Regions from separate parts of the Homo sapiens genome. Here region 1 is linked to region 2. A link is a loop called in an ENCODE intact Hi-C map of the cell type or tissue named here. Cell type or tissue: mammary epithelial cell. All regions are shown on one strand. Links, peaks and the distances in the headings refer to the core of each region. The heading gives the core; the rest is flanking DNA.

Evidence for each region. Peaks named below come from ENCODE experiments on the same cell type or tissue, not always from the same donor. Only the 100,000 strongest peaks of a DNase experiment are listed, where the experiment ranks them.
Region 1: it touches region 2 in a loop (2.5-fold over the local background); 2 of 110 quality-filtered maps call a loop at or near these places.

What each region holds. Positions count from the first base shown.
Region 1 is chr9:109,091,452-109,106,985 of GRCh38, reverse strand. It overlaps TMEM245 (transmembrane protein 245), which reads left to right. Exons shown (of 18, transcript NM_032012.4): 3 at 377-478; 4 at 13,395-13,511. Among named protein-coding and RNA genes, the nearest start is that of TMEM245, 21 kb to the left of the region's middle. In mammary epithelial cell, for the core only: a CTCF peak has its summit at 8,113 (motif pointing left); DNase peaks (open chromatin) are centred at 4,925 and 8,275; H3K27ac peaks cover 2,800 bases.
Region 2 is chr9:109,392,899-109,408,432 of GRCh38, reverse strand. PTPN3 (protein tyrosine phosphatase non-receptor type 3) reads left to right here. Exons shown (of 26, transcript NM_002829.4): 17 at 56-112; 18 at 1,815-1,971; 19 at 3,825-3,985. Among named protein-coding and RNA genes, the nearest start is that of EPB41L4B, 80 kb to the right of the region's middle. In mammary epithelial cell, for the core only: a CTCF peak has its summit at 6,789 (motif pointing right); a DNase peak (open chromatin) is centred at 6,802.

The DNA.
Region 1 (15,534 bases), core at 4,072-12,071, 300 kb after region 2:
CCAAGGCAGACTTTATGGCTTTGAGATCTATGCCTAATTCTGGTCATTCTGGGGTGAAGTAGATGGTTTGAGTTCGGGATGGTTTTAGACCTTTGGTATACGTTACAATAGACTCTCTTTAATAGAACCCCATTAAAGGTAGGCAGGCATGTACCCTATCCATTTGACCAGGGGCCTCTGAGAGCAGGGATGAACTTAATTTTGAGAAATCTTGAAGTTTATCTAATGGACTTAAATTTTTTTTTTTTTGCCTGATAAGTAATTCTGTAACTAATATATATACCAGATTGTTCTGTCAAACTACAAAACTGAGTTTTGTAAAAACAAGTACTAGGTTTTTATTTCACTAAAAATGTTAATTCTTAATAATTTGCAGCATCCCTGGCTGGCTCATGGAGAATTCCAGTATTCCTGGTTATTGTTTTCCTGATGTCTGTGGGTACCCTCTATGAAAAACAGAATGGAAAAGAGTCTTCTGGTAAGAAATAGGGCATTCTATTAATACTACTCTTTGAAGTATTTTGGAGAGTAGCTTTTTAAAAAATGCTATGATGAAACAGCTTTGAATCTATTTAAAAACCTATGATGGTTTCTGAGTGGAAAATAAATTGTTTAAAATATTTTAGGTTGTTAGACCATGATTTGTTTTGGTATTATTTTATTGAGGCATGTATAACTTAAAGTTAACCATAAGCCATTGTATTTTAATTTTATTAAAATATTTTATTTTTATAAAATAAAATATTTTTATTTTATTTTTTAGTGACAAGGTCTTGCTCTGTTTCCAGGCTGGAGTGCAGTGGCACAATCATAGCTCACTGTAACCTTGAACTCCTGGGCTCAGGGGTTTTCCAACCTTATCCTCCCAAGTAGCGAGGGCTACAGGTGCAGTAATCACGTAAAAATGGCCTACAGGCCGTGCGCAGTGGCTCACGTCTGTAATCCCAGCACTTTGGGAGGCTGAGGCAAGCGGATCACGAGGTCAGGAGTTCGAGACCAGCCTGGCCAATATGGTGAAACCCCGTCTCTACTAAAAATACAAAAATTAGCTGGGCATGGTTGGCATGTGCCTGTAGTCCCTGCTACTCGGGAGGCTGAGGCAGAAGAATTGCTTGAACCCAGGAGGTGGAGGTTGCAGTGAGAGCCGAGATCGCACCACTGCACTCCAGCCTGGCAACAGAGCGAGACTCCGTCTCAAAAAAAAAAACAGGCATACAATATGTCACAATGTTGTGCATCCATGACCTGTATCTAGTTCCAAGACATTTTCATTACCTCAGAAAGAAACCCTGTACATATATCAGTACTTCATTCCTTTTTATGGCTGAATAATATTCCATGGTAAGAGCACACCACATTTTGTTTATTTACTCATCAGTTGATGGATATTTGGGTTATTTCTACCATTTGTCTATTGTGAATAGTGCTGCTATGAACTTGTGTGCAAGTATTTATTTGAATACACGTTTTCAGTTCTTTGTTTACCTATGAGTAGAATTACTGGGTCGTATGGTAATTCTGTGTTTAATTTTTTAAGGAACTGCCAAACTGTTTTCCACAGCAGATGTACCATTCAGATTTCTACCAGCAGTGTATGAGGATTCTAATTTCTTTGCATCCTTGCCAACACCTATTATTTTCCACTTTTTGATAATGGCCAGTCCAGTGGGTGTGAAGTGGTATCTCATTATGGTTTTCATTTGCATTTCCGTAATGACTAATGATGTTGAGCATCTTTTCATTTGCTTTTTGGCCATTTGTTTCTCTTCTTTGGAGAAATGTCTATTCAAATTCTTTCCCCTTTAAAAAAAATTAAATTGTTTGCCTTTTTGTTGTTGCGTTTTAGGAATTCTTTACATATTCTAGATACTAGACCCTTATCAAATATATGATTTTTAAATATTCCATTGGTGGGTTGTATTTTTACTCTCTTGATAGTCTCTTTTGATGCAAAGAAATTTTTTTGATGAAGTCCAGTTTATCTACTTTTTCTTTTATTGCTTGTGTTTTTGATGTCATCTGACAAACAATTGCCAAATCCAAGGTCGTAAATACTTACCCTTAAGTTTCCTTTTAAGAATTTTATATTTTTATCTCTTATATTTAGGTCATTGATCCGTTTTGAAATAATTTTTGTAAATGATGTGAGGTAAGGATCCAACCTCATTCTTTTGCCTGTGTATATTCAGTTCTCCCAGCACTGTTGAAGATGGCCTTGGCACCCTTGTCAGAAATCAGTTGACCATATATATATGGGTTTATTTCTGCCCTTTCTGTTGTGTTTCACTGATCTATATGTCTCTCCTTAATGTCAGTTAACACATTCTTTTGATTACTGTAGTTTTGAAATTGAGAAGTGTGAGTTCTCCAACTTTGTTCTTCCTTTTCAAAATTGTTTTGACTATTTTGGGGTCCCTTGCATTTCCATATTTATGATCAGCTTTCCTGTTTTTACAAAAAAGCCTTTTGGGATTTTGATAGGGATTGCATTCAATCTAGAGATCACTTGTGGGCGGGGGGGAGCATTGCCATCTTTACAATATAAAAAGACAAAACCACAAAAACCTTACAATTTATGAGCGTGGGATGCATTTCCATTTATTTCGTTACTCTTTAATTTTTTAGTGTTTTTTTTAATTTTAAATTTTAATTTTTGTGGCTACATAGTAGGTGTATATATTTATGGGGTACATGGAATGTTTTGACACAGGCATGTAATGTGTAATAATCACATCAAGTAAAATGGGGTATCCATCCCCTCAAGTATTTATCCTTTGTTATAAATAATCCAATTATACTCTTAGTTATTTTAAAATATACAGTTAAATTATTGACTATAGTCACCCTGTTATGCTATCAAATACTAGGTCTTACTCTTTTTAATTTTTTTTTTCTGTTTTTGAGATGGAGTCTCGTTCTGTTGGCCGGGCTGGAGTGCAGTGGCATGATCTCAGCTCACTGCAGCCTCCACCTCCTGGGTTCAAGTGATTCTTCTGCCCCAGCCTCCCGAGTAGCTGGGATTCCAGGCACCCGCCATCATGCCTGGCTAATATTTGTATTGTTGTAGAGATGGGGTTTCACCATGTTGGCCAGGCTGGTCTCGAACTCCTGATCTCTGGTGGTCCGCCTGCCTTGGCCTCCCAAAGTGCTGAGATTACAGGCATGAGCCACCACGCCCTGTCCATTTTTTTAAACTTTTTGGTACCTATTAATAACCACTTCCAGCTTCCCCGTACCCTCTCACTATCCTTCCCAGCCTCTGGTAACCATCCTTCTGCTCTCTATCTCTGAGTTCAATTGTTTTGATTTTTAGATCCCACAAATAAGTGAGAACATGAGGTGTTTGTCTTTCTGTGCCTAGTTTGTCTCACTTAGCTTATATGGCCTGCAGTTCCATCCATGTTATTGCAAATGACAGGATCTCATTCTTTTTTTTTGGCGGAATAGTACTCCATTGTGTATAAGTACCACATGTTCTTTTTCCATTTATCTGTTGATGGACATTTAGGTTTCTTCCAAATTTTGGCTATTGTGAACAGTGCTGCAACAAACATGGGAGTCAGCAGTGTTTTGTAGTTTTCTTTGTATATGTCTTAGACCTTTAATTTATTCCTTATTCTTTTTGATACTATCATGTGGAATTGTTTTCTTAATTTTCCTTTTGGATGGTTTATTGCTGCTGGGTAGAAATACAACAGATTTTTTGCTTGTTGATCTTGTGTCCTGCAGCTTTGCTGAATTTATTAGCTTCAGTAGTTTCTTTGGTATATTCTTTAGGATTCTGCATATGTAAGTTCAGTCATCTGCAATAGGGATAGTTTGACTTCTTCCTTTCTAATTTGCATGCCTGTAATTTATTTTTCTTGCCTGATTGCTCTGGTTGGAATTTCTAGTACAAAGTTGAATAGACCATGTGCTTTTAAAGATTATTTTGAGGTACCCTGGCTGTGAGTGACCTATATCTGCAAATAGTTTGTTAAAGGTAGAGGTCTCTAATGAGTTGTAAGTGGGGAGGTTGTCAGGATATAGTAGTGGTCCTCAAATCATCAGATCAGACTTCTGGTTACCCAGCCGTGTGGAAGCAGCTGTGACTGGAGAGGTAAATCTGAACACAAAGCTTCTACAGTTGACCAATACTTTACTCCTTGCTTCTTTCTGATGGCGATAATAAACTCCAAGAGCAGATTACTAGCTGCAGTATGTTTTAAAAAGAATTAATTTCTCAGATAATATGTGTGTTGCAGTAAAGTTAGGAAATACAGAGAAACAAAAGGAAGAAACTAAAAATCACTCAAAATCTCACTGTCTACAGATTATACCAAAATGTTAACTAATAGTTGTTTTGCCTTTAGGCTTTTAAAAACACAAAAAAACTAGATCACAGTGAACATTCTGTTTTGTAACCCACATTTTAAACTTAATTATGTCATGAGGAACTTTCTGTGTCAATGAATACACTTATAGAGCATTATTTTTAACATCTTCATTTTATTCTCATCATGAGGCTGTTTGTGGTACTCTGGTGTATTTGTACAGGTACCTTGTAAAAGTTTTTAAAAATTAATTTGCTTTTTATTATTTTATTTGATAAATGAGTAATATCTAACAATTGTAAGCCATATTTTTATTTGTAAATATATATTTAGAATTTTAAAATTCCTGAAACAAAGTAACCATAACTATATATCTCTCTGACAGTGGAAAATAGGGAAGATTTTATTTTATTTTATTTTATATTTTGGTGTCTAAGTTTTCTTTGTTCAGCCTGTCTTCCTGGTTATAATCTGTTAGACTCTGTGGTTATATATCTGACTAGTGGAAGTAAATTTCCTGTTTTGGCAACTGCTGTAGAAAGCTTGGCAGTTTCGACTTGTTTTTCTGGTTAGTTTTATCTCCTTTGTTTTCTTTCACCTAATGGCAAGTGACTCAGACAGTTCTGCTTACCCTTTACCTCTTATGCCAGAATGGTTTCCCCTTTTGACTGCTTTTGTCCAGGGCCAAGTAAGTAATTGTTATAAGAATATAAGTAATGCAAGTCTAAACCAAAGGTTGTGGTTGGGTTTTCTCTACGGTGTAAATTCTAGTCATCTCATGACAGCAGCCTAGAAAACTGTAAGGGTAATAAGACTTCTAAGACCAATTTTTGAGCAAGGGGAAAAAGAAGACCATGGTCGATTATGAATACTAGCCATAAACTTAGAGTAGTGATGTGCTGATATGCAAGCCAGATTGCTGTTATTTGTATTACAGGCTATGACAAGGAAGGAAATCACAGACACACAGAATAAATGTTGAGTACAGATTTGGAAATCTTGGTTTTATTTATTTTGTTTAACTTTCATTTCAACCTGTGTCAAGATAGGTGATTATTGATCTAGAATCCCTTTCTGGACTTCTAGTCTAAATAATCCTCATCATAAAATAAATCTTTTAAGTGTTTCTTTTTCCTAAATTTCTGAGTATTTTTTTCTTCTTGCCCCTAAGAACATCGTTTCTTTTTAAGAATCAGAACTCAAACCATCTGGTGTGTAATGGGACAGCCCTTCTCTTGTACTTACAGTCAGTTTCCTGCTGTAGATGTCACTGTAATATAGGTAGGTACAGGAATGCTTTAGTATACTGCCACAACAGTGTGTGCATCGGCTCTTTCCTTGTCATTTCCAGTGTCCCGTTGTATCACTTGCTCTTGTTTTCCAGTCACTTGTGTGGGTATCTTTCTCTATGTCTTCTGAGCTTTGAAGGTTTTGTGCTGTGGTTCACTAGACTCACAGAATTAGTCCTGGATTTCATCAGAATTCAAAGCCTGAGTTTGGTTCCTAGACCCAGAGTACTCTTCTATTTATTTATTATTCTTATTTTATTTTGTTTTTAGAGACTAAGACTCGCTCTGTTGCCCAGGCTGGAGTGCAGTGGTGGTGTGACCATAGCTCACTGCAGCTTAACTCCTGGGCTCAAGCAGTGCTCCCACCTCCGCCTCAGAAAACTCTTCTTGTGGATCATTGCTGAGTTAGTTTCAGTGGTTGCTTCTGAACCCAAGGGTCTTACTCAGTGGTTTTCTCTTAGACCTGAGAAGTTCTAACATAGTATTTCCCAAAAGCTTAAGATAATAAGGGAAAAATATTTAAGTGCCTGTCATGAGCCAAGAACTTTCAAGTGCTTTTAAATGTGCTATCTTTTTAAATCCACAAGCAAACAAAACAGAACTCAAACAAATAAATCTTTGTAAGATAGATGGTATCTTCATTTACAGATGAAGATACTTCTAGAGATTAACTGACTAGCCTGCAGTCACACAGGTGACTAGTGGAGCTAAGATTTAAACTTAGGTCCTTGGCCAGGCATAATGGCTCATGCTATAATTCCAGCATTTTATGAGGCCAAGGCGGGAGGATTGCTTGAGCCCAGGAGTTCAAGACTAACCTTGCCTGGTCAAGATAGTGAGACCCTGTCTCTACAGAAAATAAATAAATACATAAAAATAAAATAAAATAAAAATTAGCTGGGTGTGGTAGTGTGCATCTATAGTCCCAGCTACTGGGAGGGTTGAAGATGGAGGATTGTTTGAGCCCAGGAGGTCAAGGCTGCAGTGAGTAGTAATCATGCCACTGTACTCCAGCCTGGGCTACAGAGGTGAGACCCTGTCTTAAAAGTAATAATAATGATAATAAATAAATAAACATAGGTTCTTGACCCTAAGCCCAGCGTTCTTTCCCCTCCCCAGGCTCTTTGAGTAAGTGTCAGTCATCCTGAAAAAGTATTGAGTACTCATCCTTCTTGCATCAGTTGTAGTTGTCAGCTCCTTCAGTTTTCCATATTGGTCCTGTTGACTTAACACAACTACATGACCTAGCTTCCTTGCCTCCTAGATCCCAGAAACCTTACTTAGTAGAAACCTTATGGCTTAGTCTGTTTTGTCCTGCTGTGACAGAGTAACACAGACTTGGAAACTTACAATGAACAGAAATTTATTGGCTCACAGTTCTGGAGGCTGAGAAGGCCAATGTCAAGGTGCTGGCATCTGGTGAGGATCTTCTTGCTGTATCATCACGTGGTACAAGGGCGAGCAAGAGATGGCTGGGGCTGAACTCACCCTTTTATAATGACATTAATCCTACCCATGAGGGCTGAGCCCTGATGGCCTAATCACCTCTTAAAGGTCCCACCTGTTAATACTGTGGTAACGGCAATTAAATTTAACATAAGTTTTGGAGCACAAACACTCAAACCATAGCACCTGGAATCCACGTTCAGTATGTTCCCTTGGCGTCTGAGGAAAGAGGTACACTAGCATTGTTATCTCCTATAAGTAAGGCTGTGTTAGACTCTTTAAAAATACTCTTAGTTTTTTTTAAGCAGTCTAGTGAGATTGGTGTTATGCTTATTTTACAAATGAAGAAACTTAGGCTCAGAGAGCCATTTTCTCTGAGTATAAGAAATTTCTTCAAAAGTTAGTGAAACAATCATCAGATATATCTATAATAGCCTGGATACCCAGCCTGAGAAGTACCAGCAAGTACAGCTGAGTGCTGTTCCTCCTGGCATTGGTAATTGTTTGTAAATGACTAGAAATGTCTTTGCAGAGATGAATCCTGATAGTTGCCTTACTTGTTTTGGGATAGCATGAGATATGAGTGAACAAGTTTGGTTCAGTCAAGCCCAAATTGGAAAAAGGGAGCAAACCAAATGTTTTACTGCTCCCCTCCCAGTCCCCACTTCTGATACTGCAAGTTAAACAGGCCTAGAGAAAAGTCTACTGGTCCATCTCCAGGCCCTTGTGACGTGATACTAGAAGCCATTGAGAGGGAGTTGTATTTTCCACATTAGTAATGGAAACAGAAGCCTTCTTCAAAGGGAACTTTGCAGGCTGGGGAGGTGTTATTTGGTATGCGGTGCCTGCTTCCAATAAGCATGTTTGGATGTATTTCTGGTAACTGCTGCTATCCCTGTGAAAAAGAATGGAGTGGATCAAGAAGTATCTCCTTATTTAGACTGGATTTAAAGTATATTTACCCATGCTTATTAAAAAAGTTAGTCTGCTCATCGTTGAGTTGTTGTATTAACAGACACTGTCTGACCTGTGGTCTCTTTCTTGTGTGCCGGACTCTGAGTTTCTGCCCCCTGGTGCTAGGCTGCTAATGTCAGTAGCATGCTTGTTTGGATTTGTGTAGATCCCTGTTATTTGGCTTCTGCTTAATGCTGGCCCTGTCTCTGGGTAGATTGATACCTGAAACCTTGGATGTTCTTTCCTTTTTTTTCTTTAGTCCTTGAGTCCCAAGATTATGTTCCCTTGTTTATGTGCCTATTTTTAGCTGTGGCTTTTAAATACAATACCATTCTAATACCACAACTTGGCCAAGATTCTCAGTCCTGGCATTGTTCTGTTCAGTTTATCATCTCCCTGCCTGGACTGTTGTTTTTTGTTTTTTTTTTTGGACTCTGATTCCAGGCCAATTCCTTGTGGTTTTTGAGGTGCTGAAGGGTATCATTGAGACAGAAGTCATTAAAATACAGATCTGTTGGATAAAAGCAGTTTGCCAAATCTTATATTCATAATTTTCAAATACTTTGTTTATTTTCTCTGTGTGCTACTCCTTTCATGCTTTTGTGAAGTCTGAGGTGCTCGAAAAATGTGCTGAGTCATTTGTGTATTAACTAGAAAAATAGTGCAGTTTCCATTGATGTAGCTAAGCTTTACTGCATATTTACTGCATATTTTAGTGCCATTAGCAAGTTGGAGAGTTATTCCTTAAGCCACAGTTTTGAAGATTTAATTGATTGGGTTTAGCTTTTTCTCGAATCTTTCAGTGCCTACTCTACAGATACAAGATATTTTGCTTAGCTCTGTGGAGAGATCTAAAAATGTCTACTAAGGGAAGATAGATGGCTATACTATAAAGTAGAAAGGGGAGGAGAGGTACAAAGAAATACTACAGAAGGGTTAGTGGCTTCTGCTTCTAGTTTATACTGTCGAAGCCAACAGATTGATATTGATGATGATGATAGCTAACATTTATTGAGTACTTCCTACATACCCAGCATTGTTCTAAACTTTATTTATTTATTTTTCAAGACGGAATCTCTCTCTGTCGCCCAGGCTAGTGCAGTGGTGCCATCTTGGCTCACTGAAGCCTCTGCCTCCCGGGTTCAAGTGATTCTTCTGCCTCAGCCTCCCAAGTAGCTGGGATTACAAGCATGCGCCACCATACCTGGCTAATTTTTTTGTATTTTTAATAGAGACGGGGTTTCACCATGTTGGCCAGGCAGGTCTGGAACTCCTGGCCTCAGGTGGTCTACCTGCCTTAGCCTCCCAAAGTGCTGGGATTACAGGTGTGAGCCACTGTGCCCAGCCAGCATTTTATATGTATTATTTCACTTCATTCTCAAATGAGATACGAATTTATGTAAGCCTCATTTTTACACATGAGGAGACTGGGACATCTCGACGTTAACTAACTTGCCTATAGCCATCTAAGTAGTAAGAATAGACCTGGGATTTGAACCTGGGGAGTCTTCTTTCCTCACCTGTGCTTCCAGCCACTGAATTGTGCTGCTTCCTCATAGCAAATGTGAGACCTTCTATGCCCTGGTCCCAACCTCCCTCTGCATTCTTACGCCACTCTGCTCTTCTCATTCACACTATCTTCCGGTCTTATTGAACTTCCTAGAGTTCTTTGAAGAGGGCACCTCTGCTTTTTCTTGCCTTTGTGTCTTCATATTTGTTTTTTTGTCTTCCTGAAACACTTTTCTACCCCTGCTCTCTAAGACACCAGTCTCTCAGGAGCTTCCTCTCCAAGATAGAACTGTTCTGTCTTCTTTATCTAGCTTACTTTTGTTAAAATGGATTTAAAGGATGGCATCTTTCAATATTCTTGTCAGACAGCTCCTTTGGAAACCCTTCCCAGACCTCCCTGCATGGATTTGATTTCCACGCTGCTCCCTAACAGTTTACACTTACTTTACATTAGCTCTTAAGTATCAGACTGAATTTGAGACCAGGGGCTTAGTCTCTTATATCAGCATATAGCCTAGTCGCCTATTTGGTGAATGAATGCTTAGTAGGCATTTAGAAATGTAAGATAAAATGCAGCTGAACTGAAAGTCCATTATTTGAAGAGCTATCCAATGATCTTGTTATTTTGCAAAAACCATCAAGGGACTTACTTTTCTTACAGTGTCTCAAGATGAGTAACCATTTAATTAAATTACTTTTGAAGAGGCCAGTTCAGTAATTAAAGACCCTTGACTAGTCTGTAATCTTATGTAAGAGAGAATTCTTAATTTTTAAAATTTTTGACCTGAAGGTCTTTGTTTTTGTTTTTCCTTTTTCTACTGTACTGTCCCAGGCCATTAGGTGTTCCCAAACTTTGCTCTTGAGTGGGGCCTAAGAGATCCCTCCTGGGTGTACTGCTGCAAAGCTAAGTCTTGCCCCATCTCTGGTGTAGGTCAGTTTGTTTGTGGAACTTTTTATTTTTGAGACAAAGTCTCACTCTGTCACCCAGGCAGAGTGCAGTGGTGTGATCTTGGCTTATTGGCATGATCTCAGCTCAATAATACGATCTCGGCTCACTGCAACCTCTGCCTCCTGGGTTCAAGCGATTCTCCTGCCTCAGCCTCTTGAGTAGCTGGGATTACAGGCGTGTGCCACCATGCCCAGCTAATTTTTGTGTTTTTAGTAGAGACGGGGTTTCGGCATGTTGGCGATGCTGGTCTCGAACTCCTGGCCTCAGGTAATCCGTCTGCCTTGGCCTCCCAGAGTGCTGGGATTACAGGCATGAGCCACTGCACCCAGCCTGTTTGTGGAACTTCTATCTGAAAGTCTAAAAATAACTCTAATATGCCAAGAATCTTCATCCAGCTCTGCTATATATTCTCTACCTAACCATAGTCTGGAAACCGGGATACCTTCGTCTCTTTGATTCCCTTCATTGCTTCCTCATCAAGTGTGGTCCGCTTTGACTCTTCTACGTCTCTTTAACACAGCCGCTTTTCCCTGTTTCCCCTGTTGTGGCTGTAGACCACACTGGCATCATGTCTTGCCTATAGTACTGCAACAACTTTTCTCCATACGTTATAGGTCCCCTCTAGTCTCTTTTTCTCCAGACAAGCAAGAATGGTCTTATATCTCAAATGGATTATTTATTTACAGGGTGGTGAGAGGGGTGAGAGGCAGTTGAGTGTGGTTATAAAAGGTCAACACGAGAGATCCTTATAGTGATGATGCTGTTCTGTATCTTGTGTCAGGGGAAACTGGACAAATTGTGGTACACTGGGATTATTTCTTGCAACTGCATATGAGTATACTTTTATCTCAATAAAATTTCAGTGAGAAGAAGACTACTATCCTGTTTGAAACTCTTCAGTGCGTTCTTCTTCCTCTTAGAATAAACACTAAAGTCCTTCATGTGGTGTTCTGTGATCTGCATCATCTGGCTTACCTCTCCAGCCTTGTTTATTTGATACCAGTTTCTTACTAGCTGTCTGTGTTCCAGACACACTGACCTTCTTTCACTGTCTTTAATATGCCGGGTTCTTCTCACAGCTTTCCTTCTGCCCAAGATATTGTTAGGATGTCACAAGATACCCAGCATTTCTTTTTATAGCAACCATAATTTCTATACACACGTTTATTTGTGTGGTTATTTAATTCATACCTTTACTATACTCCCTGGGGGCAGGGTCTGTGTCTTTATCCCCAGCACACAGTACATGTAAGAAATGAAAGACACTGTTTTTCTCTGTCAGCCCTTTCTGTCTTATTGGCATTTCAGGAGGACCTTGGATACACAGGCCAGGAGAGTAAGGTCCTAATCCAGAAATCTAACTTAGGCTTTCCTCTCAGACCATGAGTTTGAATTTCTCTCATATTGAGAGATACGATACCCTATCTAAAAATGAACTCTTTCAGGTCACAGGGGCATTTATTAGAGGAGGGACAGAGTATGACTGAGCAAGGTGAGTACTCTTATCCTGATGTCTGAATCTACCAAAGATCCACCTCAGGCTCTGGCTTGCTGCTATCTGGGAGAGGGCTAGCTTTGGATATTTGGGTATGTGGAGTTAATTAACTTGGAGCTGAAATTCATCGGCTTTCTGAAGGATCATGGCTCTTTTCATTGGGGTGACAGAATCCTATGTTGCCATACGGAGTCTTGGCCTACCAAAAGTAATGTCTCAGTTGTATGAGTGTGGGTGTATGATTTGGTGACTAGGAATTGCTAGTGTTCTTAGTTGTGAACAATAGAATCTACCCCAGGTAGTTTAAATAAATAGTAGGAGGTATTGGTTAGCATTTACAATTTTTGCACATGGAATTTCTGGAAAGACCAGACAATTAATCTTGGAATCTGACACAGGTGGAAGCAGTGCAATCAGGAGAAATGCTCAGTGACACTGAAGGACTGTTTGGGCAGAGGGCCACGGCTGCTGCTGCTCGCCGTGAAGTTAGAGATCAGACATCAGAACTTCTGCTAAGTTGCTGCGGAAAAACCATATGCCTTCCTGACTGACTGTGTTTGATACAAGAGCTCTGGCTTTCAAATTACAGTGTGCCACTTCAGGCTCTCAAGTCCTGCACAGGTGTACCTGCTTGGTAGAAACTGTGTCACATGTGAGACCTCGGCTGCAGGGGAATCCAAGAAATACAATTTTTTTAGCTCTCCAGTCTAGTGTGCAAGAAAGTGTGCTAGAACCCGATGCTATGTGAGCTATTCTTCCTTGTCTGCTATAGAAGGTTAAAGGTTGACAGACTTCCTTTGCCAGTGAATGTTTTACTTGAATTTAGTGCAAATGATTGAGCTTGGTACTACCTATTAGGAATTTAACATGGAAATATATAATGTGAAACAACGTCATGATGTTCCTTTAGATTTTCAAGTGGTGGATTTTGCCTGTACTGAGTTATGTAATTTATAAATCTATATGGTTTTGCATAATAGCCATATATTCGCATACTCATTTGTGGAATGTTGTTATGACCACCAATTGTGGATTATCTCGTACTAACATGAGACCTAGTCATACAACATAGCCTAAGACAGTCAGATCAGGGAGCTCACAGACTTGATGTGGTAGTGTTTTTCAATAGAAGTATGCATTAAAATCAACTTGTTAACAAATGTAAGTGTGGGACTCCAAGTTTACATGTGTAGTGTCTGCCACATCCACCAGCATTAAGTTCCCAAAGGAGGAAGGTATACAGAGAGTCAAGGGATTTGCTTTTTTAGCACACTTTCATGTCAATTCTTAATGGTTCTTCCTTGGTGAAGAACCACTTATTCAGTGGGTCAGTAGTAACCATTTTATTTTGTTGTTGTTGAAAATGTTGGACTGTGTTTAAATTTGCAGCCATTATTTCCTACTTTAAAGAGTTTTGAAAATGGATGCTTCTTTTACAGGGGCAGAGTTACCAGGGCAGGTTATCTCCATGGCAGCTTCTACTCTGGCAAACTTGGCCATCTCTATCACAGGGTATGAATCAAGCAGTGAAGACCAGCCCTCCACTCAGCCTGCAGGTGACTGATGTTCTGGTGACATTCAAGGTTATTCTGGAAAATGAAATGTACATAGAAAGTAAAATTCAGGACACCAGCATCACAAAATGCTACTTACTCCTGCTGATCCTTCATTTATTCTCTTTGGTTCCTATTTTTATGCCCTTTTCCCTCTCATCTTTGTTCTCATATATCACTTTTTAAATACATGTAATTATGTAACTTCTTGAGTTTCTTACCTTGGTTCTTTGTTCTTTCCTTTTTAAAAAAGGCTTTTCTTATTTTTCTTCTGTTATTCATTGCTTTTGTTTTTCTTATTTTCCTTTTCTCCGTCTCCATTTACCTTTCCCACATTTCCCTCCACTTTACGCATATCTTATCTTGATTTCTTATTTTCCATTTCTTTCTTCTACAACTGTCAGTTCTCCTCCATGATTTTATTTTGCCCTATCTCTTCCTGTTGTTTTTTCTTTCTTTTGTTCCCTTTTCCCAACCCTTTTTTTGGGGAAGACTTTTATTTTCCATCTTGCAGTCATCCATTTCTCTGTCATTCTTTCTCTGAAAGTTTGCATGCTTCATGTGTTAATATATTGACCCCTCAAACAGACCCCTCTGGTTGTTTTGGACTCGTTGTCCTGTGTGGCCTGGCTTTGGGAATTGCAGGCTCCTGAGGAATCCAGCTGGTAGATATACCAGCTGTAGAGTCATGCTGTACTCTTGCAGAGTTCCAGAATGTAAAAGGCCACCTTAGTCTGTGCTGAGAGATCCATTAGTGCCAGAGGTATTTGGAGTTAGGGAATATTTAGAGTGAATTCTCCTTGAAGAACTGACTTTAGAAATGTCAGCTAAGATAAAGGAATTTGGTGTAGTAGGAACACTTATTTTTCTTGCACATGGAATTATGTTTCCAAAGTGGAGAGGAAATGATATTTTGGTTTTGGACTCATTCTTCCAAATATCTGTCACACCCACCATCATGAAGTTTCCAAATTAGAAAGATAACTCAGAGCAAAGTCAAACAAAAGCATCTGTTAACTAGCTTGGGCTTTAGCCCTGCACTTTTAAGGGTAGAATGTTGGTCCTAGTGAGGTGAGCTGACTTACCAGGGTGCAAGTGATCTCAGTAGTAAAAATTGACTCATAGCTGAACTTTTAACATTAAAAACACTTAAGGAAATTATGATACAGCACTTGGTGGGCTACTGTATGATTGCTTATGAAAATTATGAAACAACAGGGAAGTCATTCATTCACTTATTTAGTGAGCACCTCCTATATATGAGATACTATTGTATGTGCCAGGAATTCAGTGGAGGGAGAACAAAACAGACAAGGTCTTAGCTCTGGTGGAGCTGACTTTCAACTGAAGAGAAAGAATGAGAAAGGATAAGTAGAACATGCTACAACTATGTAAAAGACCAGGGGGAAAATGTGAGGTTGGGATTATGGGAGTTCTTATTTCTTTTCTCTTTTTTCTAGACTTTTTTTCTGACGTATGATACTTTTGTAATTAACAATCCACACATTCAACGTGACATACTTTTGTAATTAACATTTTTTTCTAATGGAAGGCAAAATGCAAGTTTTAGGATCTTAATAATTTTCATTATTATAGTATATATAGAGTAATACTACTTTAAGAGTTTTATGATTTCTGATGTGTATGGTATATCTTATTAAAACTAGGAAATAGAAATAATAGCACCCTATAGTAAAATGTAACATGGTGGTTGCATTGTTAGAAAACAGTGTCTTATGTGAAATAATCCAGTATGGTTTCCTTTATTTGAAAATCCTCACCCAAGAAATCTGTCATTGTTTTTGTATCTCATTCATGTTTATATATTCTGTTTGAAAGCCCTGGGTTCTTGTAAGATTGGTTGGTTCCATTTTAGGTGAAATAACACTGAAAAGTCTTCTTGTGTCAGAAATGTATATAAATACACCTAATCTAAAGTTCTATTGAAAGAAAAGGGATTTTTAAATATAGAAATTCTAGTATATGTTAGCATTTGTTTCTTTAAATAGTTTGAATAAGTTTTATG
Region 2 (15,534 bases), core at 2,838-10,837:
TTTGTTTGTTTAACTTAAAAAACTTTGTTTTGTTTTTATTTTAAAATGTTTACAGGGAGGAGTGGATCAAAAGATGCCTCTTGTGGTATCAAGGATAAACCCAGAGTCACCTGTAAGTAAATACATTCCATGTTATTCCTCGTGTTTGTTTGTTTCCCCCTAATTCTAACAGGTTTCTGTTTCTGAGTCCTGTTTCTTTTTTTGCCAGAGCAAAGAATGTGCTTAGATATACATCACCATGTTTTCTATAACCTTGCGGCTCAGTGTGGTCTTTGAAGCCATAGCACCCATGTTACCTGGGACCTCATTAGAAATGCAGCATCTCTGGCCTCAGCTTAGGCCTGCTGAACCGGAATCTGCATTTTTAACAAGAGCCTTGAGTGGTTAGTGTGCATTCAATTTTGAGAAGTCCTTTTCAAGAGAAGGAAACTTAGGCAGTCTGCTGTTCTGCTCACTCTAAGTGGGCACGTGGGCCCTGTGCCTCTTCTCACCATCTTTCCACCAGTGCCCCTTTTGTCATCTGTGTAGGCCTCCTAAGAAGAGCATTTGCTTTGTTTTTCTTTCAAATTTATTTTATTGTTTTTAGGCCAGGCATAGTGGCTCACACCTGTAATCCCAGCACTTTGGGAGGCCGAGGAGGGTGAATCACTTGAGGCCAGGAGTTTGAGACCAACCTGCCTGGCCAACAGGGTGAAACCCATCTCTACAAAAAATACAAAAATTATCTGGGTGTGGTGGCACACAGGTGTGATCCCAGCTACTCAGGAGGCTGAGGCAGGAGAATTCCTTGAACCCAGGAGGCAGAGGTTGCAGTGAGCTGAGATCACGCCGCTGTACTCCAGCCTGAGCGACAGAGTGAGACTCTGTCTCAAAAATAAAATAAATTTATTTTATTGTTTTTAAAATAATATCAAGTAATTTTTTCGTTTAATTTTTTTATTGTGCATACTCAAGGTGTACAACATGATGTCTTGTTATACATATAGTACTGCAGTCAAACAAATTAACATGTTCATCACTTTCCATAGTTAACCTATTTTTCTTTTTTAAGAGACAGGGTCTCGCTCTTGCTCTGTCACCCAGGCTGGAATGCAGTGGTATGATCACTGCAGCCTCAAACTAGGCTCAAGCGATCCTCCTGCCTCTGCCTCCCAAGTCGCTGAGACCACAGGTGTGTCCCACCTCACCTGGCTCCATAGTTACCTTTTAATCATCTGCTTTTTTAAAGCAGTAGGAGTCACTGTGCCTCCTTACAGTGAACCACGTTGGGATTTTACTCTGAGGTAGTCCTTAAGCTCTTGTCATTTAACTTTTGTTACTGTTTACAGTTTCTGTAAATTCAGAAGGCTTTCTTTCCTGTGCTGTTCAATTCATTGCTTCTCTCCATAATGGTTTTTGCCTCTGTTGTGAAGCTTACAAAAGCTTTCACCTTTGCAAGACAGATAAATACTCACCTCTAGCTGGCAAATCATTTCCTAACAGTACATCTAGGAAACAAAAGGCTGGAAATGGTATAGTTATATTATAATAAGTGAAGGTTGACTACCACGGAGAAATGGCTTCAGCAATTTTTATATCCTTATTCTGAAATGTTTCATAACTTATATTCTGAGCAGTACTTCTTTATATCTTACAACCATCTACCATGTCCACATAGCAGTGGATGCATTATACAAATAATGACAGTACTACCCGAGGGAGAGAAGGCAAACTTGATCATGGTCCCAGGTGTCTGGGAGCAGAGCGAGTCAGCGTTCTTCCCCCAAGGACTGTGTTATGGTAACAGGAGAAACTCGCTTTTCCCCACCACCCAGGCGGACACCTGCATTCCTAAGCTGAACGAAGGGGATCAAATCGTGTTAATCAATGGCCGGGACATCTCAGAACACACGCATGACCAAGTGGTGATGTTCATCAAAGCCAGCCGGGAGTCCCACTCACGGGAGCTGGCCCTGGTGATCAGGAGGAGAGGTAATGGCCACCTGGGGGGAGGAGCCATAGGGAAGCTGTCCTAGCCAAGCTGCGCCTGCTCCAGCCCTTTATCTGCTCTTGAAAATGTTGAGTTTGTAGCCAACATTTGAAAATCAAGAATCTTCAGGTAATAACCGAATGTTTGGCTTCTCACTTGAAAAATGTGAAGATCTGCCCCCAGGAGGCCTGTCCCCATGTGGCCAGTCTTCTGGGGGGAGACAGCGCCCCTGCAGCCCCTTTATACAGGACATGAGCCCCCAGCTCCCAGTTCCTCCCAGGCCCAGCGCAGCCCACATCACGCACTCTCTAAGTGGCATGACTCTGCAGACATTTGCATTTTCAGCCCCTTCTTAAAGGATCTGGTGATATTTTATTCGTGCGTGTTTGATTTTGTCGGGGAGGCAGTGAGGAGAGCAGGGTCTGACTGTCTCGGGTGATTCCTCACTCTGCCTCTGCGGGCTGGGGGACCTTGCAGGGGTTACATAACCAGTCTGTGGTTCAGCTGGCTCAGGTGTGGAGGAGGACAGCAGTGGTCCCGACTTCACAGGGTTGCTGTGAAGATTAAATGGCACTTGGGGCCAGGCACAGTGGCTCACACCTGTAATCCCAGCACTTTGGAAGGCCAAGGTGGGTGTATCACTTGAGGTCAGGAGTTCAAGACCAGCTTGACCAACATGGTAAAACCTCATCTCTGCTAAAAATACAATAGCCAGGCATGGTGCCATGTGGGTATAGTCCCAGCTACTCAGGAGGCTGAGGCAGGAGAATCGCTTGAACCCAGGAAGTGGATGTTGCAGTGAGCTAAGACTGTGCCACTACACTCCAGCCTGGGTGACAGAGTGAGACTCCATCTCAATCATTCAATCAATCAATGGCACTTAGACTGGAAAGTACCTGCATTGCTGCCTGATGGGAGCAGAGGTTTGAAGGACAGCCTCTACTGAGCATCACACTGTTGTCTTTATAGTTGTTGTTATAAAATAATACGTCAAGTTCCTTGAACACCGTGCACAGCTGTAAAATACTGAAAGTAAATGAAGGTTGTGTCTGCAAAGCCCTGCGTCTCTGCCTGCCTCACACGTTTGGCTGACACTCCATACTGCTGTGCTCCTGCCTCGGCTCTGCTCCCACTGCAACTCTCAGTCCAGAGCCACCAGGACCAGCTCTGACCCCACCTCCTCCGTGAGGCCTTACCAGATCTCTCCGGTTCCCCACCTGTGCAAGGTTGGGAGTTGTGGGGGGGTGGTCCTAGCTTTGCTTTCACCTGTATTGAATTTAACATGAAGGGAAAACGTGCACTAAAGAGGTAAGGCTGAAGCACAGAAGAGATGCTAGGACTACGATATTTACGTGGGAGCCTCCCACATAGAAACGGCCCTGAGTTAGGGATTGAGCTCTCAGGAATGATGGTGTCACAGGAAAAGCTTGGGACCTCACCCTCATGCCTGAGGAAATGCCCATTTTAGGGAAGTAAATGAAAAAACCTGAGAAAGAAAGGGGAGTCGGGATGGGTAGAAGAATAACCCGGTCAGAAAGAGCAAGCAGAAACAATATGCTTTTTTAAATAACATTCTTTCTCTTTTCTTTACCTTTGACAAAAGCCTCTGAGTGTTAAACACCATTATTTAAAACTAACCAGGAAGATTAGTATGTCATTTTATGTAATTAACACATATTGAATCATTCACCTAGAAGTAGTATCTTTGGTGAAAATGATTACCATGTAGCTTAATCATTTAATAAGATGTTTTGAACCATCTGCATTCAGGTGTCATAGGTGTGATTTGTTTGAGGGAGACGGATAAACCTGAGTATTGCTACACAAGTCAGATGCACTGTCTTGTACGTTACAGCTGTCCGCTCATTTGCTGACTTCAAGTCTGAAGATGAACTGAACCAGCTTTTCCCCGAAGCCATTTTCCCCATGTGTCCGGAGGGTGGGGACACTTTGGAGGGATCCATGGCACAGCTAAAGAAGGGCCTCGAAAGCGGGACGGTGCTGATCCAGTTTGAGGTAAGACCCTCTGGAGGCTGAATCCCACTGCCATGTCGCCTATTGGGCTGCCCCTGCCTCTGAGCAGTGGAGGAAATGAGGCAGAGACACAAGCCCTTGTTTCCTTGGTCGAGATGATTGTGTGTTTCACAAACCAAAAGCAGTCAACTGAGTCTCTGAGGACTGACAGGGCGAGGCCTGTGCTTGTCGTGGATAACAGGGCACAGCAGGCAGCCCCCTTCTCAGGCTCGGAGCAGCAAGCAGGGATCAGGGTGGCCACCCTCGCTGAACTCTGTCTCACCCTCTTATTCTAGTAACATTTGGTAGTCATGGAGAAACATGCCAGAAACTGAGGAGGAGGGACTCTGAGTGTATTTAACTGCCAACACAAAAGCTCAAAACTCCCAGCAGTGGAAGGCAGTGGAGAGGTGGCTGTGGGTGAAGGAACCAGCTCTCTGACCACCCCCAGCCATGTGCTGGAATTTGGAGCAATTAGTGTTATCCCATGAGGGCATAGTGTCTCGCCCTCCCAAGTTGCCCAGAACCCTATAAACACAAGTAAGAAACCAAACTCAAACCCCCATCTTCCCCAGGGGAACCTGTGATTCATAGGATTCAGGCTGTTGACAAAGGTACACACAGACATTTTTTATAAAACAAAAGGGAACCAAAGGAAACTCAGCTTTTAAGCCAGTTTTACTGATCACTAACAGAATTAAAATAGAATGTGTTCATCTTCCAAATTTATTTTCTTATTTTTATTTTTTAAATATGTTGTTGTCGTTGTTTAAAATAGAGACAGGGTCTCACTGTGTTGCCCAGGCCAGTCATGAACTCCTGGTCCCACGCCGTCCTCCCGCCTCGGTCTTCCAAAACGCTGAAATTACAGGTGTGAGCCACCACACCCAGCCCATCTCCCAAATTTATTTAAAAGTAGAAGAAAACAGAGTAATTCCTGTAATAAAAGAAATAACACCAAAAAGCATAAAATAGGTCAACAAAAGAAAATAGATCATCATTAGAAATAACAACAGTCTGGGTTCATAAATTCAGGAAGAGAGTCACATGGGACTCAAGAACAGAAATCAACAATGCATTATTTATTAGAAAACCACATAAAGGAAAAAGAAGCAAAACTCGGACATTTGTGAAATGTGTGTGACTGCAGAGTAATTGAGGAAGGCATGAGTAATAGGAATGTTTAAAATGAAGGAATGCAAAGCAGAGAGCTTTGAGTGAAAGATTGATTTTATGATGCATGTGAAAACACATTAAAGCAATGTGCATTGAACAGCAGTAGAAAGCAAAAATCCACAAGCCAAAAAGTAAAGGTGACTGACTTCCCCGCCAAAACAATCAACAGGGAATTAATTAATTAATATATTTATTTATTTAGAGACAGGGCGTCTGTCACCCAGGTTGGAGTGCAGTGGTGCCATCTTGGCTCACTTCAGCCTCTACCTCTCAAGCTCAAGTGATCCTCCCACCTCAGCCTCCTGAGTAGCTGGGACTACAGGCATGCACCACCACTCCTGGCTAATTTGTTTTTTATTATTCTTTTGTAGAGATGCAGTTTTGCCATGTTGCCCAGGCTGGTCTCAAACTCCTGGGCTGAAGCAAGCCACCTGCCTCAGCCCCCCAAAGTGCTAGGATTACAGGCATGAGCCACTGCACCCAGCCATTTAAAATTTTTAATTAATCATCTTGACACAATATAAAACAAAAATTATGTACTTATGCAAATGAAGTCTGGATAAAAGGGTAGTAACTATAATTACTTGAATAGAACTAATAGATATATTACTGAGTATTCTACAAAGGGAAATAGCCCTTTTTTTCAGTGGCCTACAGGAGGCTGTTCACACTTTTGGTTAAAAAGAAGAAAATGTAGGCTGGGTGCAGTGGCTCACACCTATAATCCCAGCACTTAAGGAGGCTGAGGCGAGTGGATCACCTGAGGTCAGGAGTTCAAGACCAGCCTGGCCAACATGGTGAAACCCTGTCTCTATTAAAAATACAAAAATCAGCCAGGCGGGGTGGCAGGCACCTGTAATCCTAGCTACTTGGGAGGCTGAGGCAGGGGAATCACTTGAACCCAGGAGGCGGAGGTTGCGGTGAGACAAGATCAGCCTAGGTGACAGAGCAAGACTCCATCTCACAAAAAATAAAAATAAAAAAAAAAGGAAATGTAGAGGTTATCTTCTCTGGCCTTGCCTTTCAAAAAAGTTCACATTTTGAGCAGTAAAACTCATTCATATTTTCACACACTCCAAAATCGAAACAAGGAAGAACTTAAGAGCCAGTCACAGTGCATACCGGTTTTTTGGTATTAGAGAGGACAGGAAAGGCAGTGAGAAGTCGTTTGTTTGTTGATTTAGCGAGTGTGTCTTGGGTATTTCCCCTGGATCAGGAACCTGATGAGGGAAGGAGAGGGGAGTTTCTGGCCCCAAGGAGTTTACAGTCTAATTTTAGTGTATTTTAGGAGGTACATCATGTGTCCCAGAAACAGCTGAAGACCAAGACAGGGTAAGATGTTATTATACAGAATATATGTTCTGCAGCAACTGGAGGTGAGGGGACTCCAGGAGATCCCTGGAGTGAGATGTGTGGGATTAATAAAGGGGTGATTAGGATTAAGTGTGTGGGGGGAGCATATTCCAGGAAAATCTCAGCCCAAATGCAGACAAAGCTCATGGGGTATCACGTAGCATAAAGAGACAGGCCTACCTGGGTGGACAGCGCAGTGCAGATCCTGGGCAATGCCTCTAGGTGACCACCGTCCTTCAGCCCTGCGAGAACTGGTTCCAGTTTATCAGATAGTCCACAAGGAGGCGCTGTGGGCTCTCACTGAGGAAAAGCCAAAGGCTGGTGTTTTCGGTGTTCATGAAACCTCCTTCACGCAGGTGGCTCCAATTTGAGGTGTGTTTTACATATGGGAATCCCACAGGTGATTTCCCTTGAAAAGTGTTCAACTTTTTAAAAAGTTTTCAAAGACATTAGAGATAAATACCCACCCTGTCCCCTACCTGTGTTTCTCAGAGGGTGACCCTCCGACCACTTGTATGGAGATCACCTGGGGAGTTTATTAAATCAAGGCCCCGCCCACAGCTACTGGATTGGCAGCACCAGGATGGGACCTAGATACTGATACTTTTAACAAGATCAGCACCTGTTTTGATGCACACGCTGTTCCAGAGGAGAGGAGGTGAAGACCCAACCGGAACCACTGCTGTGCATCCGAGGCTTTGTCTTTGGAGGGTATGGTGGGATGATAGCATAAGAAAAGGAGAACGTATACATTTTAGGGTTGCGTTTTAGCATGTACACGTTTCCTTCATTTTTGTCTATACAGTTCCTCAAGTAGGATATTTAAGTAGGAAACCCTTCTTTTTAATAAAATCATTTGCAGAATTCCAAAATACAGAACAGATGAAAGCAGGTCTGCTCTGTGACCTGTGATGGAACCAGTAGGGTCCTCAAAGCCCAGCCTCTTCAGTCTTCCTTCACTGGCCCCCAGGGAGCCCTAGGCTAAACAGACCATCATGTGAAAACCACTGTTACAGGTGCGAGAATGGTGTTTTACAGAGCAGCCAGAGGAGAGGCATAGAAAAGGAAACCAGATAAAATGAGAAACTAGTAGGAAAGGAAAGCTTTCATGAGCACTTACTATGTGCCACAGGCTTTAAAGGATATCACCTTAGGTAATTCTCACAAGAGCCCTATATAGATGCTGTCATTATCCCAGTTGTAGGCATGAGGGAACACAGTCTTGGACAGGTTAAGTGACCTCTTCCAGGTCTCACAGTAAATGTCAAAGGCTGATTGGAACCCAGGCTGGCCAACTCAAGGGGTGGTTCTTAGCCACTCTGAAATAACCTTTGAAAACTACAAAATGCTGTTGATGTATGAGAGTTGTTATTAGAATAATAGAACATCTGAGCTAGAAAATATCTGAGAGGCTGTCTCCCTACACGGAGCCAGACAGATTTTAAATCCTGGCTCTACCCTCACTTCCTGTGTGGCCTTAGGCACGTCCCCTAACCTCTGTGGCCTCTGTTTGCCCATATATAAATTGGGTATCTTGTGAGTTCATTTAAGAGTTAGATGAGATAAATACTTAATGTGTTGTCTGGTATGTGGTCAAAGTGCCATAAAAAGTAATAGCTGTTATTATTTATAAATAAAGGGAGGCTCCAAGAGTCTGTAGAACATGCCCAATGTCTGCCTAAGAGGTGGTCACAGGCCGGACATGAGGGCTCATGCCTCTAATCCCAGTACTTTGGGAGGCCAAAACAGGGGGATCACTTGAGGCCAGGAGTTTGAGACCAACCTGGGCAACATAACAAGACCTCATCTCTACTAAACATAAAAAAATTAGCCAGCCATGGTGGCACACACCTGTGGTCCCAGCTACTCGGGAGATTGAGGTGAGAGGATCACTTGAGCCTGGGAAGTTGAGGCTGCAGTGAGCCGTGTTGGCTCCAATGCATTCCAGCCAGGATAACAGCTAAAAAAAAAAAAAAAAAAAGGTAACTGTGTTGTGCTGGGTTTGGAGCTCTGGGTCGTCTAGTCCTGGTGTTCCAGTTCTCTACCTTCTCCAGTGTGGTTGGCAGGTGGGCGTCCTGGCTGATGGGGGTGTACACTGGACAGGAGTAGGAAGAGGAAGGGGCTATTCCCCAGCAGGGCCCACTGCAGGTGTCCACACCACCCACTCCATGGCACGAAAGACCTGCCCTGGGGTAGCCTTAATTCCCTTCTGCGAGAGCTGGTTTCTATCAGTGCTTGCTTTGGAGCATTTTTTTTTTTTTCATAAAGGGAATTCCCTTTATGAAAAAAAAGTCCCTCCTGTGGCTTTCAGTAAACAATCACAAGTGTGTTCCAGAAAGCATTTGGTCCCAGCTGTCATAAAATCACACTTAATAATTAGCATTTCTAGAGCACTTTGGAACCTAGCAAGTGTGGTGCACATATGTTGTCTCTGTTAACTCTCACAACAGTACTGTGAAATCGATATGGCCAGCATGATGAGGATCACCCTTTTACAGATGGAGAAAACGAAAATCAGAGAGGCTGAGGGACTTGCCCAGTGGCACACAACTAGTCAGAGATAGAGCCACAATTAGAATATATGTTAAATATCTAGGCTAGGCATAGTTGCTCATGCTTGTAATACCAACACTTTGGGAGGCTGAGGCGGGACGATTGCTCTAGCCTCGGAGGTTGAGGCTTCAGTGAGCCATGGTCATACCACCGTACTCCAGCCTGGGCTGCAACAGAGCAAGACCTTGTCTCAAAAAAATAAATAAAATTTTAACTTATTGTCGGCAACTCGCCATTGCTGAGTGTACCCAGCCCTCACTCTATCCTCCAACATTAGCCATTCCCTTTGGTAGCCACACTGTATGACCTACATCAATGGGAGCAGTTTGGTGGTATTTTTGATTGGCCCCAAACTGCCTAAATACTCTTTGTGTAGCCAAGGTAGGGTGTTCCTCTTTCTCTTATGTAAAGGAGCAGAATTGGGGTTCACACTGACCCCAAAATTACCACTTCCAGGAAGCTCTTGTTTTTGTTTGTTCCTAAGAAAAACTTGGAGATTAATCTACATGTTCCCTGAGTTGAAGTGTCCATTTAAGCAAAGGACAGGATCTGCATTTGGTATAGACTTTCCTGGATAAAAGCTAAGTGATGATGCTAACCTGTCCTTTATTTGAGAACCAGCTTCCCAGCAACAAAGGATCCCAGTGTCCATTTTCATCCAGTGACCAGGTGACTCACAGCTTCCCTACCTCCTTGCCCACTGTTAGTTAAGAGCTCGAAAATGAGGAACACCACAAGAGAATGCCTGCATCCCCCAGTTGATGGATTACAGCAGTGGCTACAAAAGACCACCAAAGGTCATGTCAAACTCAGATACCCGGCCCCTCCACTTCAGCATCCACCATCTTCACCAAAACCAGAAACCATCTTTGTTCTTCTGGCCCCTGTTTTTACTTTACTTACTCCTACATTGCCCATTATAGAAGATAGCCATTAATGTCAAAACAAGTGACTCACTGGCTCCTGTGATAATTATAAAAGGTGCATTTGGAAGGGCAGAGGTAGCTGAAAACTTTATAAGAGGTTTAAATTGACACCTGTAGAAATTAATGAGAGCAATTGTATCTTCAAGATTAGAACCCTTTAGACCGAGTCTCATTCTGTGGCCCAGGCAGGAGTGCAGCAGTGTGTGATCTTGGCTCACTGCAGCCTCTGCCTCCCACGTTCAAGTGATTCAAGTGATTCTCGTGCCTTGGCTTCCTCAGTAGCTAGGATTACAGGCATGCGCCACCATGCCCAGCTAATTTTTGTATTTTAAGTAGAGATGGGGTTTCACCATGTTGGCCAAGTTAGTCTAGAAGTCCTGGCCTCAAGGGATCTGCCCACCTTGGCCCCACAAAGTGCTGGGATTACAGGCATCAGCCACCATGCCCGGCCCAAAAGATTGCATTTTTAAAAACGGTTTTCCAAATAGTTTGTTGTTTTTGTTTGTTTGTTTGTTTTTTAAGGAAAGAAAACATCATCAGTATAATGTGTATCTGGGATACACGGAGCAAACTGGGGGCTTTGGAATGACCGTGTGTGCAGCCTTTACATTTCAAGTGCCAGCGACCCACCTAAAGGAAGTGCTGCCATAACTTATTGTTGTGTGTCTGTCTGAAAGGGCCCCTGCAAGAATACTTGTTAGGTTTGCCAGCAGTAGAATCTGCATCTGGGACTGTGCCTGGAAAGGGGCACTATGGAAGGTCCCAAAATTACTAGCAACGATTTCAATTCAGCAAACCTTTCTGGGAAGGTAGGTAGAGGCTCCAAGACCCCGCTAGATGGTTTCTCTTGCCCTCTGGCTGGGTCAGATACAAAGGAAAAGCGATGTCCTAGTGTGGGTGAGCTACCCGTGAGTAGTGAACTGTTAATTTGTCTACCAAGTGGTACTAAAACAACCTCTTGGGGTGGGCTCTTTGGGAAAAATGGGTTACCCTCAGCTTAGTTATAGGGCACTATGTCTAAGAAAGCTGAAATTGCTTTGAAATTCTCTTGGGCATGCTTTATTCACATGGTTGGCACTCATTTTTGAAAGCAGCAGATCCCATTATTCCTTGACTCTACAAATTTTTATTGAGCACCTACTATGTGCCAGGCACAATGCTGGTCTGGGGTTTGTGGTAGTGAACAAATGAGATTCCTGTCCCCATAAAGATAATGCCGTAGTGGCTGATACAGCAAACAGCCATTTTGAAACTTGGTTCCTTGGAGTCGACTCTGGGTTTTTGTGGAGGGCATGAAAGGCAATCTGCTTCTGGCCTTTGCTGTCTCCTTACCCATGGTTTCCTTGATTCCCGGTCCCCCTTTTTTTTCCTGTCCTTTTCCCTTTTTCTTCCCCCTTCTTGGGTTCTCAGCCTTCAGGAATTCCCCTTTTTCTGTTCATAGAGTTGACGGAGTGCTTGCTTCCACTTGCTGGGCCTTGCCAGCATCCGCTGGTTAGAGCCAGTTGGGGGTGTGAAGCTCTCACCTGAGGGATGTGAGTAGGCTGCACACCTTTGGTTGAGTGAGGAGATTAGAGTCACCTGATGCCTTCTCTAATATTATAGTAGGTGACTTGTTCTAAGAAGAAATATTTAAGCCAAAAAACCATCCATTGCACCCCTACCACATTGGAGAGCATCTGCTCCCACCATTCAAATTTTTTGTCTTTGGAGGCCAGAGCTGGTGATACTGATACTGTAATTTCAATACAGTTGTTCCTTAGCAACCCCTCTTAGCCGAACTTTTTATAATTTACCGTTAGCTTCAGAGCTTCTTATAACTATACTCTGATAGAATGAGAACAAAGCATTTTAGGACATAAAAATTAATAATTTTTCATAAAATTCAGTGGTTTTGTCATTTTGTATCCCTGTGACCCTGCCTCTCAGCCTCCTGGTGACTCCCATTCTAGGACAGAATCTAAGGGACCTGCAGCCAGGAGCTGTTGTCTCCCTCACACTCCTTCAGCCCAGGAATAACCAAAGCAAATTGTTGTTTTTCCGATGAATTGGAAAATGAAAAAAAAGTGAAGGTTCTCTTAAAAGCCATGTCTCATACTCTGGCCAATATCACAAAGCCTTAACTCATTCCGTTCCATCCCTGACCCTTCCAGAAAGACATACCTGTGATTCCTACACTCACTTTCCACTCTGTCCCTCCGCCTTCTCAGAGCAGTGTTTCATAACCAGACTGCCAAGCAGCCCACAGGGCCTGGAGAAGAGTCGATAAATTTTAGGAACTTGAGGCCAGGCGCAGTGGCTCACGGCTGTAATCCCAGCACCTTGGGAGGCCAAGACGGGTGGCTTGCTTGAGTGCAGAAGTTCAAGACCAGCTTAGGCAACATGGTGAAAACCAGTCTGTACTAAAAATACTAAAATTAGCTGGGCATGGTGGCGCACGCCTGTATACAGATTCCAGCTACACGGGAGGCTGAGGCAGGAGAATCACTTTAACCCAGGAGGTGGAGGTTGCAGTGAGCCGAGATCACACCATTGCATTCCAGCCTAGGTAACAGAGTAAGATTCTGTCTCAAAAAAAAAAAAAAAAAAAATAGGAACTTGAAAAAAAATATATACATATATATAGAGAGAGAGAGACACACACACAGACAGACACACACAGACAGGGTCTTCCTCTGTCTCCCAGGATGGAGTGCAGTGGCACAATATTGGCTCACTGCAACCTCCACCTCCCAGGCTCAAGCAATCCTCCCACCTCAGCCTCCCAAGTAGCTGTGACTACAGACATGTGCCACCACACTTGGCTAATTTTTATATTTTTAGTAGAGATGGGGTTTCACCATGTTACACAGCCTGGTCTCAAACTCCTGAGCTTAAGCTATCCGCCCACCTCAGCCTCCCAAAGTGCTGGGATTACAGGCATGAGCCACTGTGCCCAGCCGAAAACCAACTCTCAACACTTAGGAAACTAAATGTTTAAATTCTGTTTCTACTAAGTTGCTTCAGTCCTATTCAGTGTTAGCCTTTGCAGACATAAATATGAGTGTGTTGTCAAACTTTCCAAAGGCCAAAACAACCTTAACTTTGATTTGTCCACCTAGCTTTTTGTAAAAATTTTGTGCTTTTTAATTTTATAAATAGATTTCTTTTGTTGTATTTCTTTTTCTCACTTTAGTCATTTGAATTTAAAAATAACAATTCTCATTGACATAATTCAGATAATTCAGAAATAACCAAAGTAAAATAGTCTCCTGACTCCTATCCCCTTCAGTTTCTTCCCTCCACTTTTTTTTTTTTTTTTAAATTGAGATGGAGTCTCGCTCTGTTGCCCAGCCTGGAGTGCAGTGGCGCGATCTCGGCTCACTGCAAGCTCTGCCTCCCTGGTTCACGCCATTCTCCTGCCTCAGCCTCCCGAGTAGCTGGGACTACAGGCGCCTGCTGCCACGCCCAGCTAATTTTTTTGTATTTTTAGTAGAGACGGGGTTTCACCATGTTAGCCTGGATGGTCTCAATCTCCTGACCTCGTGATCTGCCCGCCTCAGCCTCCCAAAGTGCTGGGATTACAGGCGTGAGCTGCCACACCCGGCCAGTTTCTTCCTCTTTGTTATAATTTACAAACAACAATTTTTTATGTATCCTTCCATACTTGTTCCAGTGCTCATTGCAGATATATCATATACACATGTATACACACACAAGATTGTGTCTTTACACATTATATACACTGTGTGTGTTGCTACTATATGATCATCATTGTATAAATTATTCATTGTATAATTTGTATAAATTTACAAGTTATAAATTTGTATAAAATTGTATAAATAAAAATACAAAAATTAGCCGGATGTGGTGGCACATGCCTGTAGTCCCAACTACTCAGGAGGCTGAGGCATGAGAACCACTTGAGCCTTGGAGGCAGAGGTTGCAGTGAGCTGAGATCGCACCACTGCAGCCCAGCCTGGGCAACGTGTCTCAAAAAAAAAAAAAAAAATGTAAACACTGCCATAACACTTTTTAATATATGATTTATCTTAGTAGGATTAATCTTAGTACTTTACAAATTTATCAACAGATCATTACTGCTGAGATACATTTAAAGTCTTATGGTAATTAAAGCCTTTTTCTGTAGCTGTGCTTTTCTGCTAGACCACCTCAAGTTGATTTTATTTACACTTTCATTGTTTGAAAAAAAATCTCTTTTTCCCACCAGGTTAGCTTTACTATGTTCACTTAATTGTATATTCACTTAATTGTTGATTATATTCACTTAATCAGTTAGAACTAAAATGCCGTTTAGGTAAATTTAACTTAGGTGCCCGCCTTCTGCCAGAGTCAACCCAAAACCTCTAATAAATCATTAGTTTATTCCTAAAATGAACTCACAGAGTTTATTAGAGACTGCAGTTATTTAAGAAGTTGTTCAGCTGCCTGATGGTTATGAACTGAAACTGTAAAGGTGGTGAGTAGCTGAGCTCTTGGAGTGTTTGGAAATTCTAGACATTTGGCAAATGTATAAGATACAGCACCATTATTATGACCCAAACTCTCTATGTTAATTATCTTCTGGGGAGTTCTGTGTAATTTATTTATTTAGTAAGAGAAAAAACAGACTAACAGAAGCCAGTTTACAAAACAATACAATTTGCAAAAACATAGAGGGAAAAATCCTTTTTACCCTCCCTATTCAAACTGCAAACACATCTTTATTAAGGATGTTGGCCACAATTTGGTGAATTTATCATACATCCCTGTAGGGCAACTTGGTTATATGTATCGAAACTCAAAAATCCTAGCACTTTCAGAGGCCGAGGTGTGTGGATCACCTGAGGTCAGGAGTTCAAGACCAGCCTGGCCAACATGATGAAACCCTGTCTCTACTAAAAATACAAAAATTAAGCAGGTGTGGTGATGGATACCTATAATCCCAGCTACTCAGGAGGCTGAGGCAGGAGAATCGCTTGAACCCCAGGGGATGGAGGTTACAGTGAGCCGAGATCGCACCACTTCACTCCAGCCTGGGTGAAAGAGTGAAGCTCCATCTCAAAAAAAAAAAAAAAAAAAGACAAAAAAAACCATTAAAAATATTATTTGGTATAGTAATTCTCTTCTTAGAAGTTTGAGTAAAAAAAATTTCAAAACAGCCTAATGAAAAAGTAAGATAAAAGTTAATACAAATTATAGTAAACTAGATTATTGAACCATTAAAGATCATATGTGTAAATAATAGTTAATGACATGGGGAAATAGATACTATATAATAAGTAGGAGAAAGCAGCTTGAAAATTAGGGTAGTTATTTCCCAGAATACTCCATTAGATGCTGAGATTTTCCACGGCCAAATTAGCTTGAGATATGTTTAGCTGATCAGAATTTAACAAATGTATGCATTATGCATTGCAGGACTTGTCCTGTTAGAGATTCATAGAACATAAAATAAATGTTTTCCAAATGTCTTGACTTTGAAACTTTTTCTAAGGAATACTTACTATCTTCTTTTAGGACACTTAGGTTGAGTAGAACATAGCATAAGAAGTGCCAATATAGCCG